3 separate regions of the Homo sapiens genome follow, and regions 2 and 3 are each linked to region 1. The links are chromatin contacts, found by Hi-C or POLR2A ChIA-PET in ENCODE. All regions are on one chromosome and are shown on one strand. Each heading gives the region's core, a stretch centred on a gene start or an enhancer-like site at or near the end of the contact. The rest is flanking DNA. Distances are from core to core; before and after follow the strand shown.

Region 1 (4,583 bases), core at 165-2,664:
CTGGGGGAGATGCTGTCCATGTTTCTAGGGGTATTCATTTGCTTTCTCGTTGAAACCTGTTGTTAATAAAGTTTTTCACTCTGGCTGTCAGCCTCTTCTGTTCAGTGGGGTGTTCCTCCTACCTGGCGGGAAGGGCTCTAGCCCCATAGGCCTGGTGTGGGGCCCCAGTCTGGAGGCTTCTGGCTGTTCATTTGCTTACTTCATAAACCTTGTGTCTTAAGTCAGGTGCTAGGGACAAGACAGTGACTTCTGCCCTCTGGCAACTCACCAGATGGCCCTGCTGACCTAGATAATCTAGGCTTTGGTTTCCTTTTTTTTTTTTCCTTTTTAAGAAAGAAAATGGTCTTGATCTGTCATGCAGGCTGAGTGCAGTGGCACAATCTATGTTCACTGCAGCCTCAAACTCCTGGGCTCAAGCAATCCTCCCACCTCAGCCTGCCACGTAACTGGGACCACAAATGCGTGCTACCATGCCCAGTTAATTCTTGTTTTTTTTGAGACAGAGTTTTGCTCTTGTTGCCCAGGCTGGAGGGCAATGGCATGATCTTGATCTCGGCTCACTGCAACCTCCGCCTCCCAGGTTCAAGTGATTCTCCTGCCTCAGTCTCCCAAGTAGCTGGGATTACAGGCATGTGCCACCATGCCCAGCTAATTTTTGTATTTTTACATTTTGTGTAAAATTACAAATTTTGTGTTTTCAAACCCGTCTCTACAAAACAACCCATGTTGCCCAGGCTGGTCTCAAACTCCCAGGCCCAAGTGATTCACCAGCCTGGCCCTCCCAAAGTGCTGGGATTGCAGGCTTGAGCCACTGCGCCTGCCCTGGGCTTTGTTTTCTTATCAGAGAATGAACTGGTAGGAATTGGGAAAGGCATGAAAGACTCGGGGTCCTTCCCCACTTGTCAGACCCTCTTTTCTCTCCGGAACACCCAGGGATCCTTCTCAACCAGGCTGGATCCCATCCCTGGTACTCCAGGGGTATTTACCCAACGTCCCAATCCCCACAGTATAGGACTCTTCATCAGATCCTCCTCTTAGGCAAGCTAGGTCCTTCCAGGACCCTAGCGCTGAAGGTCCATGGGACGGACACCCTGGATTCCCATGGACACACTACACCGGCTAGGAAAACCCGGCCCCCTTAGGAAAAGCACTTCTGCTCCTACCGGCATTAAGAGGCATTCCGTCTTGGAATTCCGGCATTAAGAGGCATTCCGTCTTCATAGCCCGTGAGACGCCAGTGTCACCTTTAGCCCAACCAGTGCCCTGAGGGTGGCATTTTCCTACCTTCCTGTAACGACCCCCGGGATTGCCCAGGGCTACAGCCTCTCTCCCGTGAGCCTCCAGACCGCGCCCTGGCCCCGCCCCCCACCCCGATTGGCCCGGCCGGGTCTGGGGGCGGGGCGTTTGCCCGGCCTTTCCAGGGCCGGGGAACCCCAGGAGGAAGCTGCTGAGCCATGGGCGCCTACGCGCGGGCTTCGGGGGTCTGCGCTCGCGGCTGCCTGGACTCAGCAGGCCCCTGGACCATGTCCCGCGCCCTGCGGCCACCGCTCCCGCCTCTCTGCTTTTTCCTTTTGTTGCTGGCGGCTGCCGGTGCTCGGGCCGGGGGATACGAGGTGAGTGGGGCCTCCGAGCTGAAACGTACAGGAGGCAGAGTGAAACCCAGAATACAGTCTAGAGGTGTGGGTGGGTCTGTCCTGTGGGTGTCTAGTGAATGGCTGATGATATGACAGTGTGGTCTGAGTGCGTGCTTTGTGTCATTGCGAGGTCTGGCTGTGCGCATCTGAGTATAGGACTGTGTCTGATTGTACCTGCCTCCGTGTCTCCGGGATGCTTGCCTAGACTTTGTCTGCACTTAACTGTGGGATTGGAGGGGCAGGAGGTGGCAGGGGGTGAGCAGTGTATGTGTGGGGGGAGGTGCTGGCTGAGAGCTGGGACTCTGGAGTCTGCCTGAAATTCCAGCCTAGCTCTTACACTTCCTGAGTGTGTGACGTTGGGCAAGTCACCTATCCTCTCTAAGCCTCAGTGCCTTCATCTGGAAACTGGGGATAACATCACCCCACCTCCCACGGTGGCCGTCTGCTGTCGGCAAATGCTGAACAAACATCAGCTACTTCTATTATTATTTTCCCGGAGTGTGAATGAGAGCTGCCCTGTGGGGTTGTGCAAAGTGGAGTTGTATCTATGAGCACAACTATGTATGTGTGTGTCCTGCCTGGGAGGGCCTGGCCTCCTCTGCACATAGGCGAGATCAGGCCTCTCTGAGTCACTCACCTCTAGATCAAGACTTACTCTGCAGCCCCCGACCTCGGGGGTTATTGACAAGGTATGTGTGTTTGGGGTCCCTGTGCAGACATGCCCCACAGTGCAGCCGAACATGCTGAACGTGCACCTGCTGCCTCACACACATGATGACGTGGGCTGGCTCAAAACCGTGGACCAGTACTTTTATGGAAGTGAGTAGAGGATGGGGACTGGTCCCTGGGATCCCCATGGTCCCTGTAATCCCTCTGGGTCCTGGACATTAGGGTGGGGCCAGTGCTACCCTAATATCCAGGGTTTGGGCTCCTCTGTCTAGGAATAACCCCCTTGGCTCTGCTGTTCCCTGAGAGCCTTATCCCTGTTATCCACAGTCAAGAATGACATCCAGCACGCCGGTGTGCAGTACATCCTGGACTCGGTCATCTCTGCCTTGCTGGCAGATCCCACCCGTCGCTTCATTTACGTGGAGATTGCCTTCTTCTCCCGTTGGTGGCACCAGCAGACAAATGCCACACAGGAAGTCGTGCGAGACCTTGTGCGCCAGGGTGAGCCTACCCCAAGGAAGTGAAAAGAGGAAGCCCAGCCCAGCTTCTGCTTCTGCATCTCTGGTTTCTGAGATTTGTCATGCCACGTGCAAGCTGTATAACATGCGTGTCGCTCCGCCTGCCTGGACTCTCCATTTGGAGACCTCCTATACATCCCACAAAGCCCCACCTGCTGTGCATCCTCTGGGAAGCCTGCCATGCAGGGGGCCTCTTTCCCATATCTGGGAACTATGGCCTGGGAGCGACCCCTCTTGTCCTTCCGCCAGAAATGTGTACACAGGCAGGCTTTCACATTCCCAGTATCACCCACCCTACTCCCACTCCTGGCTCTGACCGCTGACCCTGACCTTGCCTGTCCTGGCACAGGGCGCCTGGAGTTCGCCAATGGTGGCTGGGTGATGAACGATGAGGCAGCCACCCACTACGGTGCCATCGTGGACCAGATGACACTTGGGCTGCGCTTTCTGGAGGACACATTTGGCAATGATGGGCGACCCCGTGTGGCCTGGCACATTGACCCCTTCGGCCACTCTCGGGAGCAGGCCTCGCTGTTTGCGCAGGTGCGACCCGGGACCTCTCTTGGGCCCACTTCTTCACTCACTCTGGCTCCTCCCTCGCCCAGTCAAACCCCGCCCTCTCCCTGCAATCTCACAAGGACCAGGCCCAGGCCTAGGCCTGTTGAAGCCCTGCCCCTTGAGTGAGCCGTAAAGCCAGTGGCTTTTGAGCTCTGGCCTCAGCCGGCTATGCCCAGCCCAGGCTGACCCAGCTCCGGCTGGCTCCGCCCTCTCCCCTAATAGGCCCCTCTTGGTGTTCTGGCCCCACCCACTAGCTCGGGTCCTGGCTCCTCCCTAAACCGGGTGGCAAGTGGATGCCTAGGCTGCCTTAAAAACAGGTTCATTACCTGTGCTCAGACCCCATCCATCCTCAGGCTGTGGAAGGGGGAACCTCATTCCTGGAGTCAGGCCTGCTCTGCGCTTTGACAGTGCTGGGGAGGTGAACCTGGGTTCTGATGTTGGACCCGCCCTCTCCCTGCTAGCCCAAGGTGGTGAGTTCTGAAACTTCCCCAAGCTTGGAAATAAGCTGGAGGCCTCTCTGTTTCAGCCCTACGTGTTTTTGTTTTTGTTTTTTGAGACAGGGTCTTGCTGTCATCCAGGCTGGAGTGCAGTGGTGCAATCCTAACTCACTATAGCCTCAATCTCCCGGATTCAAGCGATTCTCCTGTCTCAGCCCCCCTAGTAGATGAGACTACAAGAGCGCACCACTACGCCTGGCTAATTTTTAAATTTTTTGTAGACAGTCTGCCCGTGTTGTGCAGGCTGGTCTCAAAAACTCCTGGGTTTAAGTGATCCTCCTGTTTTGGCCTCCCAGAAGGCTGGGATCATAGGCAAGAGCCACCACATCGACCTAGCACTGCTTTTTAACCTGTGCTCTGACCTGCCCCTCCCAAGCAGAGGGGAGTTTGGTGGTGAGAGGGCTGGGCACTAATTCACACTGCCTTTTCCTCCCTCATCCCCAGATGGGCTTCGACGGCTTCTTCTTTGGGCGCCTTGATTATCAAGATAAGTGGGTACGGATGCAGAAGCTGGAGATGGAGCAGGTGTGGCGGGCCAGCACCAGCCTGAAGCCCCCGACCGCGGACCTCTTCACTGGTAGGGGGCTTGGTGAGGGCAGGGCCAGCCATGGTGCCACACACTCAGAAGGGCCCTGGGCTTGATATCTGCTCTGTTGTCACTGTCCTGGAATTCCTATAGTCTGGGAACAAAGGCCCTGCATTTCCTT
Region 2 (4,583 bases), core at 1,311-3,810, 1.3 Mb after region 1:
CCTGCAGTCTGCAGTCCTCACTGTGTCCCCAGAAGCAGGGCATCCCAAGGTCTCTGGCTCTGGAGTCCTGGACCAGTGAGCTGTACGCTCCAGAGCCTTGTCCGAGGAAGAGCCTAGGGGTGAGGGCTTCCTTGAGGGACAGTGCAGGGCACTCCTCACATTCCCAGCCCCTCCCAGTGTCCCCAGCCCTATGGGAGCCCCCTAACTAACCCCAGTACTTGTCACACTTCATGTTAGCAGGCAAACACATGCTGGAGGGTGAGGGAGGTGAGTAGAGGCAGGACACAGAGTAGTCAGGGTCCCGGGGTAGGCCGGCCAAAAGAGGGTCGCTGTGAGTAGGGAAGCAGGGGCTGCTTTGAGATAAGTCCCCATGTCCCCAGTGCCCCCAGACCCTCCCTGACATGCCAGAGAGGCCTCAGCCCTAAACTCAAGGCTTCTCAGTTATGGTAGGAGCCAAAGCTGGATAAAAGATGATCCCAAGGCCAGACGCGGCCAGCAATGGTGGCTCACGCCTGTAATCCTAGCACTTTGGGAGGCCAAGGCGGGAGGATCACTTGAGGTCAGGAGTTCGAGACCAGCGTGGCCAATATGGTGAAACCCCGTCTCTACTAAAAATACAAAAACTAGCTGGGCATGGTGGTGGGCGCCTGTAATCCCAGCTACTCGGGAGGCTGAGGCAGGAGAATCACTTGAACCCGGGAGGCGGAGGTGGCAGTGAGCCGAGATTGCACCACTGCACTCCAGCCTCAGCAACAGAGTGAGACTCAGTCTCCAAAAATAAAAAACAACAACAAAAAAGATTATCCCAGCCCCAAGGTTTGGGCTGGGCAGTGAGAAGGACCCAGAAGGCCCCAAAGAAAAAAAATCAGGCCTCAGAAGAGTCCAAAGAAAAAAGGGACCTTGACATTGGCTTAAAGGAAGGCCTTTCCTGGCAGGGAGCAGCATGTGCAAAAGCTTGGAGGTGTGGAATCACATGCTCTATGCTGGTAAATTCATGATGGCTGAATCGAGGTCCGAGAGGAAGCAGCAGGAGGTTAGCAGAGCAGCTCCAGTAAGGCATTGACGGCCAAGCCAGGAGTTTCGACCTGGCCCCACAGGTGAATGCCAGCCATAGAGTGTGAGCAGGAGAGGCAGGGCATATCTGTTCAATAAATGTTAGCTGAATTGGGGCCCAGACCCGTGCTAGAAGAGGCTGGAAACAGGAAACAGCTGAGCTCTGGGTCTCACATTCAACTCCCCTCCCCCTCCAGTATAGCCACATATGGCACAGATGGAGATATCTGGGGCAGGTCTGCCTGGAGAAACTTCTAGGTGAAAGGCACCTTGCCCTGAGTCACACTCAGCCTCTTCCCCCAAATCCTCTAGACCTTTCTCTCTGTCACCCTTGCCAGGCCCTCTGCCTGATTCAGTCGACCTGGAAGACTCCTACACGCTCTTCAGAACTACTCAGGCTGGGCACGGTGGCTAACACCTGTAATCCTAGCACTTTGGGAGGCCAAGGCAGGTGGATCACCTGAGGTCAGGAGTTCGAGACCAGCCTGGCCAACATGGAGAAACCCCATCTCTACTAAAAATACAAAATTAGCCAGGCGTGGTGGCGCATGCCTGTAATCTCAGCTACTTGGAAGGGTGAGGCAGGAGAGTCGCTTGAACCTCAGAGGCGGAGGTTGCAGTGAGCCGATATCATGCCACTGTGCTCCAGCCCGGGCAACGAGAGCGAAACTCCGTCTCAAACACAAACAGACAAACAAAAACTATTCAGCATATCTTCAGTAAAATCTTCCTTAATCCTTTTTTAGGCTCCTATTTTCTGAGCACCTAATTGAGTGCCGGGCATCCCCTAAGCATTCACTGGATCTTCACACCCACCCTGTGATGTACACGTTTTTCTTCTGCCTGAAATGTCCTAAGCTGCCCCTCCGAGAGTCACTGCCTCAGGGAGGTCCTCACTTCCAGGGACAGCAGAGTATGACGGTTAAGCAGGGAAACTCTCCAGCTAGATGGCCTGGGTTCAAATCCTAGCTCTGTCCCTTCCAGCTGTGTAATACTGGTCGCGTTACTGAACCTCTCCATGCCTCAGTGTCCCCAACTATAAAAACGAGATGTCATAATAGTCACCTTACTGGGATGTTGTGATTAGATAAATTAATCCATGCCAGTGCCTGGTATAGAGTAATGGGGAGCTGTGTTTGCTCTGGAATGTCACGCTGAGAACCCGGGACTTAGGGACCATAGGAAGCCTGGGAGGCTTGGAGGGGAAAAGGAGAGGCATTTGAGAACCAGCTTAGGTCCCCAGTAGTGCCTCCTCTCTCCCCGTCCCATCCCGGTTGCTGCTTCCGTGTCCCTCCCGGGAGAATTATTTAGGGAGGGGGCGGGGTCATCATCCTGGCTCCGCCCCCTGGGTTGTGAAATCTACACCCGCCAGGCTCCAGAACCCCACCTACCACATACCACCTGTTCATGCTCTCCCATCAGGGACCACGAAGCCAGTCCTCAGCTGTGACGCTGAAGTTTGATCCCGCGGGGACACCATCGTATTAAAACGCTCAGAGACTGAGTCACAGAGAGGGGTGTGGCCGGCATTTTAGTTCCGCCCCTGCCGGAGTAGCCGAAGGCCTCATTGGCGCCTTCACGCTTCAGCTGCGCTTAGTAGCCGCGGCGTAATTGGATAAAAGCCCGTGGAGGGGGCGGGATCCCAGGGGGGTTTCTACGATTAGTCAATACCCAGGAGGGCGGGATAGAAAGGTGCAGATCTACGACCCGATTGGCTTCGGGCTCAGCTGGGAGGCGGGACGAATTATTGGTTGGGGGAAACCCACGAGGGGACGCGGCCGAGGAGGGTCGCTGTCCACCCGGGGGCGTGGGAGTGAGGTACCAGATTCAGCCCATTTGGCCCCGACGCCTCTGTTCTCGGAATCCGGGTGCTGCGGATTGAGGTCCCGGTTCCTAACGGTGGGATCGGTGTCCTCGGGATGAGATTTGGCGTTTCCTCGGGGCTTTGGTGGGATCGGTGTCCTCAGGATGAGATTTAGGGTTTCCTCGGGGCTTTCGGGATCTTCACCTAATATCCGGTATTATTTTATGAGAGGAGTGGTCTTGGCTGTCAGAACTGGATCCCTGGGGTGATATTTGGGAATTAGTGGAGTGATCTCTGAAGACCTAGGGCTATGATCTGGAGCTGCTGTGGCTGAAATTTGGGGCCTCTGAAGTGGCATGGAGATTGAGGTCCAGAGAGCCTGAGATCTTGAGGGCTGACATTTGGAGAGATGGGGTCGAGGGTTGTCTTTGGGCCTTGACTGCTTTGGGCCTTTCTCACTCTCATTCCCGGGATGCTTTGCCAGAATCTCTGCTGGATTGGCCGTAACCCTGTCCCCGAGCGGGCTCACAGGGTCTGAAGGCCACGCATGAGGCAAAGGTAAAGTTCTGAGCCACCCGGTGCCTCCTTCCCAGGACTGCAAGATGGAGGAAGGCGGGAACCTAGGAGGCCTGATTAAGATGGTCCATCTACTGGTCTTGTCAGGTGCCTGGGGCATGCAAATGTGGGTGACCTTCGTCTCAGGTAGGGACCCTCAGCTTGGATGTCATGGGTACCTGGGGTGGGGATGGAAATAAGAGGGGAACCGGGAAGTGCCCTAACACCCCTGTGGTCCCCATACCCTGCAGGCTTCCTGCTTTTCCGAAGCCTTCCCCGACATACCTTCGGACTAGTGCAGAGCAAACTCTTCCCCTTCTACTTCCACATCTCCATGGGCTGTGCCTTCATCAACCTCTGCATCTTGGCTTCACAGCATGCTTGGGCTCAGCTCACATTCTGGGAGGCCAGCCAGGTACGTGGGTTTGAGTGCCACTGCCCTCTGGAGACTTGTTCCCAGGACCTCAGTCAGCGCCTATGGCTACACCTTTTCCAGGGGGGGAAAAAAAAAGGCTAGGCATGGTGGCTCACGCCTGTAATCCCAACACTTTGGGAGGCCGAGGTGGGCGGATCACGAGGTCAGGAGTTCAAGACCAGCCTGACCAACATGGTGAAACCCCGTCTCTACTAAAAATACAAAAAAATTAGCCAGGCGTGGTGGTGTGCACCTGTAATTCCAGCTACTCAGGAGGCTGAGGCAGGAGAATTGCTTGAACCGAGGAGGCAGAGGTTGCAGTGAGCCGAGATCATGCCATTGCACTCCAGCCAGGGCGACAAAGCAAGACTCCATCTCAAAAAAAAAAAAAAAAAGGAAAGGAAAGGAGAGGAGAGGAAAGGAGAGGGGAGGGAAGAGGAAGGGAGGGGAGGGGAGCCCCTTCTTCCTGGTAGATACAAAGCTGGGCTCTGGATACCCTTGAGCAGTGCACAGCCTGTACAACAGTCCCCAGCAGCCCTGTCTATCCCCCAGCATCTCCCTGCTAGCTGCTGTTCCCTCTCCTCCCGCTGGCTGGGCCTGCTGCCAAGCTGTGGTGACTCAGCTGAGCTGGCACATTGACCCCAGCTTATTGTTTAAAAACCAGCCCGACTGGGAATTTATGGTTTCCTATCCCCTTCCACACATTTTTCTGGCCACAAGGCAAGAAACTATCTCTGCATCTCAGATTTCTCTATT
Region 3 (4,583 bases), core at 1,338-3,837, 1.1 Mb after region 1:
CCAGGCTGGAGTGCAGTGGCGCGATCTCGGCTCACTGCAACCTCTGCCTCCCGGGGTTCAAGTGATTCTCCTGCCTCAGCCTCCTGAGTAGCTGGGATTACAGGTGCCTGCCACCATGCCCAGCTAATTTTTGTATTTTTAGTAGAGACAAGGTTTTACCATGTTGGTCAGGCTAGTCTTGAACTCCTGACCTCAGGTTATCCACCCGTCTTGGCCTCCCAAAGTGCTGGGATGGGCCAGGCGCCGTGGCTCACGCCTGTAATCCCAGCACTTTGGGAGGCCAAGGCAGGCAGATCACGAGGTCAGGAGTTCAAGACCAGCCTGGCCAACATGGTGAAACCCCATCTTTACTAAAAATACAAAAATTAGCCAGGCATGTTGGCGCACACCTGTAATCCTAGGTACTCAGGAGGCTGAGGCAGGAGAATTGCTTGAATCCAGGAGGTGGAGGTTATAGTGAGCCGAGATCACGCCACTGCACTCCAGCCTGGGCCACAGAGCAAGACTCTGTCTCAAAAAAAAAAAAAAAAAAGCAAAAACAAAAAAGTGCTGGGATTACAGGTGTGAGCCACCATACCCGGCCATCATTTATTGTTTTTTATTTTATTTTATTTTATTTTTAGAGACAGGATTTCACTATGTTGCCCATGCTAGCCTCAAACTCCTGGGCTCAAGCAGTCCTCCCACCTCGGCCTCCCAAAGTGCTGGGGTTACTGGGGTGAGACACTGTACTCACAAATGTCATTTTTTGAAAACTATGCTTCACTAAAGATCCAGTCTTAAGGATACTGATTCAGGGACATTTACTGCATCATCACAGTGGCAAAACTCAGGAAAGTCCAGGAATTGTCCATCAGTAGGATAACCGTTGATTATACTATGGCAGAGTTGCACTATGAATCATGTAGCTACTAAAAACAAAAGTTAGGTATACGTGTATAGATGGTTAAGTGGAAATAGCAAGTTGCACGGTAACTGTATAGTATGATTCCATCCTGTGTGTATTCTAGTTTGCTCCAGCACTGAAAAAGGGTCTCACAAGAGGGCAGTTCTACTGGTTACACTTGACGGTTACCAGGGTAACACTGCCCCCTAGGGGATATCCTAGAGATCCCTCTACAGACAGCCCCTGACTTGATTATGATAGGTTTATCGGGATGTAACCCCATCGTAAATCAAAGAGCATCTGTATTCGAAATACATTTCATTACAAATTATCTTCCTGAACACTCTAATGCAACAGCTCTTATCAAGGTCCGCAGGGACCAGACCCTTGCCAAACTCAACTGTCAATTCTCTTTCCTCATCTTCTTCAACTCAGGGACACGTGACACAGCTAACCCCTCTCTCTCTCCATCTTGAAATATCTTTTTCAGGCCAGGTGTGGTGGCTCATGCCTGTAATCCCAACAATTTGAGAGGCCGAGGTGGATGGATCACTTGAGGTCAGGAGTTCGAGACCAGCCTGACCAACATGGTGAAACCCCATCTCTACTAAAAATACAAAAATTAGCCAGGCATGGTAGTGCGCACCTGTAATCACAGCTACTTAAGAGGCTGAGGCAGGAGGATCGCTTGAACCCGGGAGGCTAAGGTTGCAGTGAGCCCATATGGCGTCACTGCACTCCAGCCTGGGCGACGGAGCGAAACCCTGTCTCAGAAAAAAACAAAACCAAAAATAAAAACCAATAAAAGTCCTTGGCCGGGCGCGGTGGCTCACGCCTGTAATCCCAGCACTTTGGGAGACCGAGGCGGGTGGATCGCGCCTGTAATCCCAGCACTTTGGGAGGCCGAGGCGGGTGGATCACGAGGTCAGGAGTTCAAGACCAGCCTGGCCAAGATGGTGAGACCCCATCCCTACTCAAAAAAAAAAAAAAAAAAAAAACTACAAAAATTAGCCGGGCGCGGTGACCGGCGCCTGTAATCCCAGCTACTCGGGAGGCTGAGGTAGGAGAATCACTTGAACCTGGGAGGCGGAGGTTGCAGTGGGCCGAAATCGAGCCACTGCACTCCAGCCTGGGCGACAAAGTGAGACTCCGTCTCAAAAAAATAAAATAAAATAAAACAAAAATAAAAAATAAAAATCCTTAACACGGCCCACGAGGCTCCATGGAATCTGGCCCCAGCCTGTCCACTCAACCTCATCTACTACAATCTGGGCACTCAAAATGTGGTCTGCGGATCAGCAGCATGGAAGTCACCTGGGAGCGAGTTAGAACAGCAGCCTCTCAGGCCTCCCTCTTCATCTGCTGGATCAGAACTTGAACTTTTTAGTTTGAGTAGAGCGTCTTCCATGCTTACAAGCTTCCCCTTCACCCTGATTCAGCCATAAGGTTATTTCATATTCCTCACTTGCCGCTCCTGGAAACTGACCAGAAGTACTGGCATCGCGCGTAGGTACAGGCAAATACGCACCGGCTCTTGCGCAGGCGCACTGCGTCTCCGTCGGAGCGCTGCTATTTGAGTACGCGTGCGCTCAGAGGAGCGGCGAAGGAGGCAGGGCCTATTTGCTGGGCTGTCCGGGATGGGGGTGGCCGGGACCTGAAAGTAGGAGAGGGGTTTCCGCTTCCGGCAGGAGTCGGAAGTCACTATCTCCCGGGTGAACGGAGCTTTCGCAGCTGGAGAAGGTGAGTGCTGGTGCGGCTCGTGCGAGTGGGCGTTGGGGGTGGGCAGGACTGGAAGTTCCTCTACTCCGTGCGTTTACGGGGTCCTGGAGGAGGCTCCTGGGACCTCGAGCTTGGGGGAAAGCCGGTCGGGGAGACTGACTCCCCCCGACCCCATCCTTCCAAGCGCGACTACCGGGACGCCTGGCTCCTCCCGGCGGCCGTCGGGAGGCGATGCCGAAGCTTTAGTGAGTCTGGAGGAACAGCCAACCCCCCACCTCTTGGGTACCAGCAGATTCGGGGGATGACTCCTCTGCCATCCCCTTTTGGCGCTCTTGGACTTAACGTTGTCACAGGACAGGCTGAGGCCTCTGCATTCCTTGTGCAAGCCAGACCCCATTCATGGGATGGGGAGACTGTAGTCCCTGGGCAAAATGAGCTTCTGGGGCTCATCCGTAGATTTTGTTTGGACTTTTTTTTTTTTTTTTGAGAGTGAGTCTTGCTGTGTCGCCGAGGCTGGAGTGCAGTGGCGCGATCATAGCTCATTGCAGCCTCGACCTCCTGGGCGCAAGCTTCCCACTTCAGCTTGCCGAGTAGCTGGGACTACAGACTCAAGGCTAATTTTTGTAATTTTGTAGAGATGAAGGGTCTCACTCTGTTTCCCAGGCTGGTCTGGAACTCCTGGCTTCAAGCGATCTTCCCACCTGGGCCTCCCAAAGTGATGAGATTACGGGCGTGACGTCCCAAAGTGATAGAGTTACAAGCAAACTGATTGAGTGATTTATTCAGTAATGGTTATTGCTGGGCACGGTGGCTCATGCTTGTAACGCCAGCACTTTGGGAGGCCGAGGCGGGAGTATCTCTTGAGCCCAGGAGTTCCAGACCAGGCTGGGCAACATGGTGGGTCCCTGTCTCTACAAAAAATACAAAAATTAGCTGGGCGTGGTGCCGCGGCTAATTTATATTTCAGAGGTAGAGGGGCAGGGGGAGGATCGCATAAGGAATGTGTGAGGGAAAAAGACATTGAGGATGAATCCAAGGTTTCTGATTTGATTATCCGGAAAGATGGAATTGCTGTTAGCTGAGATGAGGAAGACTGGAAGAGCAGGTTGCAATGTCAGGGGCTTGGTTTTGGACATGATATGTTTAATCTTAGGTGGAAGTTAGACATCAGGTGGAGGTGTGGCTGAGGCAGATAGATCAGAGTCTGCAGTTCAGACTCAAGGCTGGAGAAGCAGGTGGCCTCAGTGTAGAGTAGGCATGAAGCCCTAAGACTGGGTGAAATCTTCATGTGGTGAGTATAGCCAGAAAGGAGAGGATCCAACAATTAAACTCATGGGCTTTTTGCTCTGTTGCCCAGGCTGGAGTGCCTCGGCTCACTGCAACCTCCGCCTCCCAGGTTCAAGTGATTCTCCTGCCTCAGCCTCCCGAGTAGCTGGGATTACAGGCGTGCACCACCATGCCTGGCTAATTTTTGTATTTTTAGTAGAGATGGGGTTTCACCATGTTGGTCAGGCTGGTCTCGAACTCCTGACCTCGTGATCTGCCCACCTCGGCCTCCCAAAGTGCTGGGATTACAGGCGTGAACCACTGCACTCAGCCTTTTTTTTTTTTTTTTTTAGATGAAGTTTTGCTCTGTTGCCCAGGCTGGAGTGCGGTGGCACAATCTCAGCTCACTGAAACCTCCGACTCCCAGGTTCAAGCGATTCTCCTGCCTCAGCCTCTCTATTAGCTGGGATTACAGGCATGTGCCACCACGCCCAGCTAATTTTTGTATTTTTAGTAGAAATGGGGTTTCACCATGTTGGCCAGGCTGGTCTCCAACTCCTAACCTCAAGTGATCTGCCCACCTTGGCCTCCCAAAGTGCTGGGATTATAAACGTGAGCCACAGCGCCTGGCCCAAACTCACGTGCTCTCTTCATTGGAGCAAGTTGGCAGAGAGGCAGGAGCATAGGAGACTAGCAGGAGCCACCAGTGAGG

The links. Hi-C counts contacts between places; a loop is a spot of excess contacts on that map. ChIA-PET counts read pairs that join two places held with the same protein, here RNA polymerase II (POLR2A). Pooled maps may share reads with other maps.
Region 2: a loop to region 1 is called in a pooled map, with 8 times the contacts of the local background. The contact joins the promoter of CCDC159 here to the promoter of MAN2B1 in region 1. A Hi-C loop is called at or near these places in 2 of 50 pooled maps. POLR2A ChIA-PET finds 5 or more read pairs at or near these places in 2 of 52 experiments (OCI-LY7 and activated CD4-positive, alpha-beta T cell).
Region 3: a map with no recorded cell type shows a loop between it and region 1 (11-fold over the local background). The contact joins the promoter of ELOF1 here to the promoter of MAN2B1 in region 1. A Hi-C loop is called at or near these places in 1 of 37 single-sample maps with no recorded cell type and 3 of 50 pooled maps. POLR2A ChIA-PET finds 5 or more read pairs at or near these places in 2 of 52 experiments (OCI-LY7 and RWPE1).

The regions. Positions count from the first base shown.
Region 1 is chr19:12,663,573-12,668,155 of GRCh38, reverse strand. It overlaps MAN2B1 (mannosidase alpha class 2B member 1), which reads left to right and starts at 1,414. Exons shown (of 24, transcript NM_000528.4): 1 at 1,414-1,613; 2 at 2,351-2,453; 3 at 2,631-2,804; 4 at 3,171-3,364; 5 at 4,321-4,453. The coding sequence starts at 1,455. WDR83 (WD repeat domain 83) reads right to left here and starts at 1,349. Exons shown (of 11, transcript NM_001099737.3): 1 at 1,164-1,349. WDR83OS (WD repeat domain 83 opposite strand) reads left to right here. Exons shown (of 4, transcript NM_016145.4): 4 at 1-83. RefSeq lists a silencer at 1,272-1,551 and enhancers at 1,802-1,931, 1,952-2,081, 2,142-2,191, 2,732-2,781, 1,848-2,795 and 2 more.
Region 2 is chr19:11,344,496-11,349,078 of GRCh38, reverse strand. It overlaps CCDC159 (coiled-coil domain containing 159), which reads right to left and starts at 2,560. Exons shown (of 11, transcript NM_001080503.3): 1 at 2,452-2,560. The coding sequence starts at 2,472. It overlaps TMEM205 (transmembrane protein 205), which reads left to right and starts at 2,811. Exons shown (of 3, transcript NM_198536.3): 1 at 2,811-3,559; 2 at 3,664-3,827. The coding sequence starts at 3,460. RefSeq lists an enhancer at 2,460-3,290.
Region 3 is chr19:11,557,234-11,561,816 of GRCh38, reverse strand. ELOF1 (elongation factor 1) reads left to right here and starts at 2,587. Exons shown (of 4, transcript NM_032377.4): 1 at 2,587-2,626. RefSeq lists an enhancer at 969-1,263.